Linked DNA regions of Homo sapiens: region 2 is linked to region 1. A link is an interaction called in ENCODE POLR2A ChIA-PET data of the cell type or tissue named here. Cell type or tissue: PC-9. All regions are shown on one strand. Region 1 overlaps MAP3K21 (mitogen-activated protein kinase kinase kinase 21). Region 2 overlaps TOMM20 (translocase of outer mitochondrial membrane 20).

What was found. Peaks named below come from ENCODE experiments on the same cell type or tissue, not always from the same donor. Only the 100,000 strongest peaks of a DNase experiment are listed, where the experiment ranks them.
Region 2: POLR2A ChIA-PET joins it to region 1 with 9 read pairs; 1 of 35 experiments calls an interaction of 5 or more read pairs at or near these places.

Annotation. Positions count from the first base shown.
Region 1 is chr1:233,329,107-233,333,106 of GRCh38, forward strand. All of the region lies in intron 1 of MAP3K21 (mitogen-activated protein kinase kinase kinase 21), which reads left to right. Among named protein-coding and RNA genes, the nearest start is that of MAP3K21, 3.4 kb to the left of the region's middle. In PC-9, no CTCF peak of the experiment used is centred here; no DNase peak of the experiment used is centred here; H3K4me3 peaks cover 1,692 bases; H3K27ac peaks cover 831 bases.
Region 2 is chr1:235,121,209-235,125,208 of GRCh38, forward strand. TOMM20 (translocase of outer mitochondrial membrane 20) reads right to left here. Exons shown (of 5, transcript NM_014765.3): 2 at 1,118-1,164. Among named protein-coding and RNA genes, the nearest start is that of SNORA14B, 4.7 kb to the right of the region's middle. In PC-9, no CTCF peak of the experiment used is centred here; no DNase peak of the experiment used is centred here; H3K27ac peaks cover 700 bases.

The sequences.
Region 1 (4,000 bases):
ATCTCCTAGAAACCTCAGGGGGCAGTCTGGCCTTTCAATACCAGAGGTGATTCATCTGGGTAGGACTTTGCAAACCGAGGCCTTCTGCAGATTATATGGAACCCATGACCGTCTTCACCCGGTGGCCTTCATCAAAGTCCCCGAATGCACTCGGGGACGTCAACTTTACAAGTGCTGTATTGAGGTTGCTGTTTGCCTATTCAAAATATGACTTCATGTCTCTTACCTTTTCCAAAGACTGTTTTCATTCAAATGTCTCTCTATGGGCCAGGCGCGGTGGCTCATACCTGTAATCCCAGCACTTTGGGAGGCCGAGGTGGGCGGATCACCTGAGGTTACGAGTTTGAGACCAGCCTGGCCAACATGGCGAAACCCTGTCGCTACTAAAAATACAAAAATTAGCCCGGCGTAGTGGCAGGCGCCTGTAATCCCAGCTACTCGGGAGGCGGAGGCATGAGAATCACTTGAACCCGGGAGGCGGAAGTTGCAGTGAGCCAAGATCGCGCCACTGCACTCCAGCCTAGGAGATAGAGTGAGACTCTGTCTCAAAAAAAAAAAAAGTGTCTCTACGTGAAATATGATTTTATTATTGGTTCAATGGCTTCTTTTCTCCAGACAAGAGGCACTGGTGTGCACCGTAATGCACTTTTGGGTTAATAACAAGTGCATTGTCCTTGCACAGGTACTTGAAACCTTGAAGACCTGGCCAGTGTCATTGACTTTGTTTATAAATCAGGGTGGATTTTCCAGATGTCAATAAAGAACTGACAAATGACTTAAATGCAAATCCTATGAAACTTTGCTGTATAAAAGAGCCTATAGAATTGCTGTTTGATGTTGGTTCTTTAATATTGAAGATCGCTTCATATTCTTATAATGAGATGAAATCCCAGGGAAGGTTAAAGGATGCAGCCAGCCCTGGCATTGGCCTACAACAGCTGGAGGTCTTTCAATCCTGTGAAACCTGCTAGGACAGGAGCTAGCTCAAGTGAAAACATTGTCCCTAAAGAAGAGTGACAAGAAGAAATTTACTTGAAAATTACTAATGTAGCATTTTCACTGGGAATTGTAAATAATTGGAATGTTGTAGCTAAGCATAAGCATTAGGTTTTATTTCATGATCCTCCTTCCCCCCAAGTCTCTCTATAATTTAGATTGCATCTGCTTAGGTGATGAGAGCAAAGTCTAACAAAATATGTTGTTACTGGTAGCGGTGTATTCTTAGTACTTTGACAGACCACATGAAGGACTATAGCATTGCTTGCTTTTGAACTGTGTTACAGTAAAAACAGAGCGCAATTTCCTAAAATATACTTTTCTTTCGATAATATATATATATTTTTTTCAATAAAAGAAACGTCTGACCAGGTGCTGCCATAGAATGGGTGACTTGTCCATGTGTTCCATAAGCCCTATTTCCAATGGTGTCCTGAAAGCCTGCGTCTGTTAGGAGTTTTCTGCAGAACCAGGTATTTTAAGGACATCAACAGCACCATTCATTCTTTCCCCTGCCTCTTGGCAGTTGCAGCAACTCTGTGACAACACAGAACCCAACATTCTGCAAATGTATCCAAATCATCAACACAAGCAAACACTTGGGTTGTACTGGTCCTTAGGCTAAAAAGTTAAAGGGCCTATAGCTATTACTTTTACACTGCACTTAGTTTTGTTTGGTTGCAATACTTTTCAAAGTTCATACAACACAGGGTAGAGAATGTTTGCTAGTGTTTTTAAAGCATGTTTTAAAGGATGTTTATCCATTCCTATGGGTTAATCCATAGGATTTATGGATCAATCAACAATCCATAGCAATTATTGCAAATAGTAAATTTTTATAAAGTTTTATAAAGTTTTATAAACTTTTATAAAATATAAATGTTTAAAGAACTCCTAATATTATTAAATGGTAAAAAGAAATAACATGACCCTGGAATAATAACTATGGCCGAACAGTTTTTACTGACACCAGAAAAACTTGTATAGTGGAGTATAGACTACTGTGTATTCAGTAGATATTACATAATTTGATGGTGATTACATGCTGCTACTTAGTTTTTGAAAGACTTTTCAGTCTCAGAATAAATTGCCAAACTTCCCGGAGTATTTTAATTTCTATAATTGTCAGGCAGGATTCCCTTTGCTTTAAATTGTTGCACTCTTATAAAAGACTTAATTAGCTAGTCACTAGCCTGGCCAAGTATTTGTTACAATATGACCATTATCATAGTTATTTAATTACTATAAAGTGAAGAGTTTGACTGGGGTCTAGAATGTGCAAACCATGGTGCCTCATACATGGTCTTTATCCTGAATGTCTGATTTTATTTGTTCAATGAATAAATGCAGATTTGAAATTCTCTGCTGATATATGAAGCTATGACTTCTTGTTTAGACTTTTAAGTATAACAGATACTCTATTGCAGTATGTTTTGTTTGATTTTATTGGATATTTGCTAATGGTGGTAGTGAGTTAGTGATAACGTAAACAAGGTTTTAAAAATCAATATTGAATTTTATTTTCACTCCGAAGTGTACTCATGTACCAAAGAGCTAATAGAAGACTACTTGGAGCCAATTCAGTGGAAATTACTGTTTTAAACAAATATTTAAATTTGTCTAGAGAATATGTTACTCTTGACAGATTTTCTTTTATCTTTTCTAGTAGATCTTCTCAAGTTTTATCATATCTTGTGAGGGAATGTCTGTGTCTAGATAATAGCTGATATGTTGTGAATGATATAAACAACTTTGTCCCTTTTCTAACAGGTAGCAACAGGTTGAAAGTTGTGCCAAGTTAGCAAGCTTTAAGCAACATTTATGTTTTAAATAAATACTAGGCCCTGTAACTCCCTTCTGGATGCAAAATAAGTAGAAAATACTTTATATAAGTCTACCTATAGGCACCCCCCAGAGAACAATACAAGGCAACTTTGAGTTACTGTGAAAATCGCCAGTGTTATGCGCATTTACAGAAGAGAGAAACATTGTGGAGAGCTGGAACTCATTCAACACTGTTGGAATGCCCACCCTGTGCCAGTCACTTCTGGGCCTCAGGGACACTGGCAAGCCAGACATCAATGACAACAAATCTGCCATCATAGAGCTTAGTCTAACGGGGAAGATAGATGGCAGTCACGTAATAACAAATAGATTAGAAAATGCCATCAAGAAAATTAAGCATGGTAAGGGGTGGAGAGTGGTAGAGTGGAGGATGGGGGTGCTGTTTCACACAGGGGCTCTCCAGGGAAGGCACTCCGAGGAAGGACCACGAATTCGTCAAGCAAAGACCCAGGCAAAGGAAAGAGGAAGCAAAAATGAGCCTTCCATATTGGAGGCCTAAGGAGAAGGCTGGTGAGGAGAGGCATGCGTGGGGCAGGCCTGGCAGGCCTCCCTCTGCTGTGCACATGGAGGTTTCACTTGGAGTGATGGTGCTGGCTTCTGTGAAGAACGGACTGCAGTGGGCTCAAGTGATGGCTTTCAAGGTTGTCTATATGAGAGGAGGCACCGACTCTGCCCAGAGTGGTAGCAATGGAAGTATTTTGCAGGGAGGTTACCAGGGGGCAGTGAAGATAAAATACTGCAATATAAGAATTCCCAAGGATGGTTTGAAATATTAGAATTTTGTTTAAGAGTTTTATTTATCAAATTGCAGAAGTGCAAGATTGAAGTAAGATTATGTGGCATCATGTATGGTTTCCTTTTTCTTTTTTGATGTTGCTTATTGTGTTCTATTTTTTTTTTCTTAAGAGGAAATAAACTTTCCATGGGGAACTGAGCCACAAATTATGGTAGCTACTTACTTTTATACTTTTTATGTCAGTGATTAAGCATTTATTATCTCAATTTTTTTAGTCTTTTAGGAATAATTATTATCTATCTACAGTATTATTTACAACTACAATAGTTGTATTTATTATGAAATGCCATTTGGAGCTCTTACTATGACAAACTGCAAAAGGAATATAAATTTTGTTTTAGCTTTTTTTCATTAGTACTGTGT
Region 2 (4,000 bases), 1.8 Mb after region 1:
AAAGAGAAAACCTAAACTTCCATTAGTGCAAGTTTTTGGTCCTTGAATTACACTGTACATACTCTTATTAACCTAGCCAACACAAGTGAAACAATTTAAATTTCTGAAAGTGGAGACATCTTTCACACACTACCCCAGCATGTAGCAATAATTTAATTCTATTCTTGAATCTAAAAATACATACTGGTGCATGTCTCAATCTGTTTTCCTATGCCCTTAGAAATATAAGTTACCAAAAGCATAATAAACATATTACATACTTCAGAAAGGTAGTCTGATCCTACTAGAACGAAGTAGTTTCCTCCCATTTTCACTTCACTATTACCATGTCCAGTCAACTAGCTGTGTTTACACAACTGTTTCAAAATAACAAAATATACTGGTTAACTTAATTTTTCCTTGTCTCAACTTGCTTTAAAAAGAACCACTAATGATCCAGTAATCCAAGTCCTAAGAACCCAAACAATAGAACTCATCTCAATAAAAAGGAAAAGCTGCAAGCACAATGATTAACATTTACTTAATTTACTTACACACGCCACAGAACATTTTTTTACCAAGTAGATAAACCTACATAGTCATTAAAAATAATCAAGAACTCAGGATCTATGAGAAGAAAAAATAAATTACAAGTTTTATATCCAGAACTATGTACTGCAACAAGGCAAAAATTTGTCAGGGCAGTGGGATTCTGGATCAGTGGGCTTGAATAATCTTGAATAATTTTTGAAATAATAACCCATGGTTCTTTTACAGGAAGTTGGAGTAAAGAAATTAAATCTTAAGTGTAATATTGTATCATTTTGAAGCAGCTGATTAGGAACTTTTCATCTTTTGGTGCAAATGTCTTGAGGCCCTCATCTTGCTCCTTAATTATTGTTCATACAGTAAGCTGTTTGTTGTTATGGCCAGCAAAAGAAATAATGAAGGACTCGATAACTGTCATTGGAACTACATTATTCACCTACTCCTAAAAATAAGCTGTATTTTAAAATAAAAAAGCAATGTCCAGTATCAACTAGCTTTTTCCAATTACATTTTAATTACATTTCCAATTACAGATTTTAAAATAATATTTCTACAAAATATATAATTTAAACAGAAACCAGACTATTACCTTGGAAAGCCCAGCTCTCTCCTTGGCAAGCTTCTGTTTCTTTCTTCCTGCAAGAAATGCAAAGTTATATTTACATTTTGTCATTATAAAAATGGGAATCAAAAGAATTCTAACTGCTGTGGCAGTCATTAATTCCATTTGCAAAACATTTCTAACTCTAGGAATCTATCCCTCCCTGTGATCTGTCAAGAGCATATGACATGTTCTGGTCAATGAGCTGTAGGAAATGTGACACTGCACTGGAGCGTTCTCCTTCCCTTTGGGGCAGAAGATCTAGCAATTTGCAAGATGGAGATAGCTCCAATAGCTGGACTTCTAAAGTAATTACAATAAGCAGATCAAGTCCCCCCTTCCAACCAACAAAGGATATGTAACAGGGGCAAGAATTAGGCCACTAGTATTAGGGAGTTTTATTACTGAAATATGCCAGATTATATCTTTACTGAATGTTGCAAACTGGCATTCTTAAATGAAAGAAAAAATCTAAAGTGTACAGGAGGCATATGATGGTTACATGAAAATACTATACCACTTAAAGGTACTTGAGCATCATCAGAATTTGGTATCCAGGGGAGGCCTGGAACCAGTCACTCAAGGATACTGATGCAGGACTACACCTAAAGTGATAATCACTAAAAACTACCAATGACATAGAGAGTAACTGCTGACATAGTTAAGAAAATGTAAGGCTCCAATACTTATTATTAGCTAATACTTATTAGCTGGGTGATCTTAGGCAAATCTCTCACTCTCCCAAGATAAGGTCTAACCTTACAGGACTACAGTGAGAAACAAAAGCCATGAAACAAGCAAATGTCCTCTGAAAACCTTAAAGCACTCTACAAATCCAAGCTTCAATGCATGACTAAAGAGGTCTGAGGGCCGGGCCCAGTGGCTCATGCTTTAATCCCAGCACTTTAGGAGGCTGAGCCAGGCAGATCACAAGGTCAGGAGTTCGAGACCAGCCTGGCCAACATAGTGAAACCCCATCTCTACTAAAAATACAAAAATTAGCCGGGCATGGTGGCGGGCGCCTGTAGTCCCAGCTACTCAGGAGGCTGAGGCAGGAGAATTGCTTGAACCCGGGAGGCGGAGGTTGCAGTGAGCAGAGACTGTGCCACTGCACTTCAGCCTGGGCAACAGAGCGACACTCTGTCTCAAAAAAGAGGTCTCCCTACCTGTAGACAGAAGGTTCATTTACTATGGTCAAGGTACCTTTTCTTAGTCAACCCTCATAAACTGGATTTCATCACACCAGCATCAGATACCCACTCGTCTCCCATAATAGAGTGCTACCACTGTAAGGCTTAAATACAATTCTAGCCATTTCAACAGAAAAAGTATGCATTAAAGTTGATCTTATGTATTAATCTGAAGGCTGCTAATTTTTCTAAGTACCTTACTTAAGTGTTCATCACCGCACAACTAACTGTGGGGAAAAAGGATAAAGAACATAATTCAACCCTCCATTTGCTTATGGGTTTTTGTTCTCTTAAGGCAGAAAATAATGAGTGATAACAGACAACAATATCTAATTGCTAAATATCGTGGTCTACACTGGAACCTGTACTGGAGGGAGCGTAGCAAAACTAGAAAAGAAATGGAAGACTTCAAAGGATCTGGACATGAAGACAAGGAACGCTTGGATGTGAGCACTAAGTTTTAGATGCTACATGCGAGACACTGTTCTAAATGTTTATTAGCTTATTTAATCCTCACAACAACATTAAAAGAATTACAGCTGGGCACAGTGGCTCACGCCTGTAATCCCAGCACTTTGGGAGGCCAAGGCGGGCGGATCACTGGAGGTCAGGAGTTCAAGACCAGCCTGGTTGATACGGTGAAACCCCGTCTTTACTAAAATACAAAAAATTAGCCAGGTATGGTGGCAGGCGCCTGTAGTCCTAGCTACTCGAGAGGCTGTAGCAAGAGGATCACTTGAACCTGGGAGTTTGAGGTTGCAGTAAGCTGAGATAGCGCCACTGCGCTCCAGCCTGGGCCACAGAGTGAGACTCCGTCTCAAACAAAAACAAAAAACAAAATCCAGGTACTATTATCATCCCCATTTTCCAGATGAGAAAATGTACCAAGGTCACAATTACTTACTGGTGGAATGGCAACTCAAACCCAGGCTTTTGGACTTGAAACATGACTCTCTTCTGCCTCTATAGTTAATAGTGTGGAGAAGTAAAGATGTTATTACCATCAAAACAAAAGGCACCTCAGAAATGAACATGCCAAGTTTGTGGGATCAACTGTATGTGAGACATACAATTTGCTAAACCAGAATTTAGGGAAAATGACAAAACTGATAATGAAACCCAGGAAAGTGAAACTGAGTCATAAGTTTTTTTAATAAGGTGGGGAGGAGTGTGTGATTGCCACTGAATACATTTAACTGATACAGCTACCAAATTTTAAGATCACTTAGTTGCTTTACATTTTTAGCAATAAGATTAAAATTCTGGCTTTAGTTTCATAATACAATTAACTTATTACATTAACATATTTTCAGATATAGTATAATGCAGTATTTCTGTGATAAAGGGACAGATGGTAATCAACTGAAAAACCATGAAGAAATTTAACAATGAGCAAAATCAAGCCTTGACTCAATGTTTCCAAGATTTATTCATTTAAATAAGATGCTTAATATATTTTTAATGTGTCATTTTATCCGTCCCATATAAGTGAAATGCACCTGCAGCTGGCATTGTAATTTGGCAAATTACATTTCATTTACTCATAATTTAGAATGATAAAAACTACACCTCAAGGATCCTGATACTCTGCTTTTGCTAACAGGTGACAAAAAGTCTAAATAAATTAGGATCCCAAATTTAACCTCAAGCCTCATTTTAAACAATATAAGGCTCTCTTCTT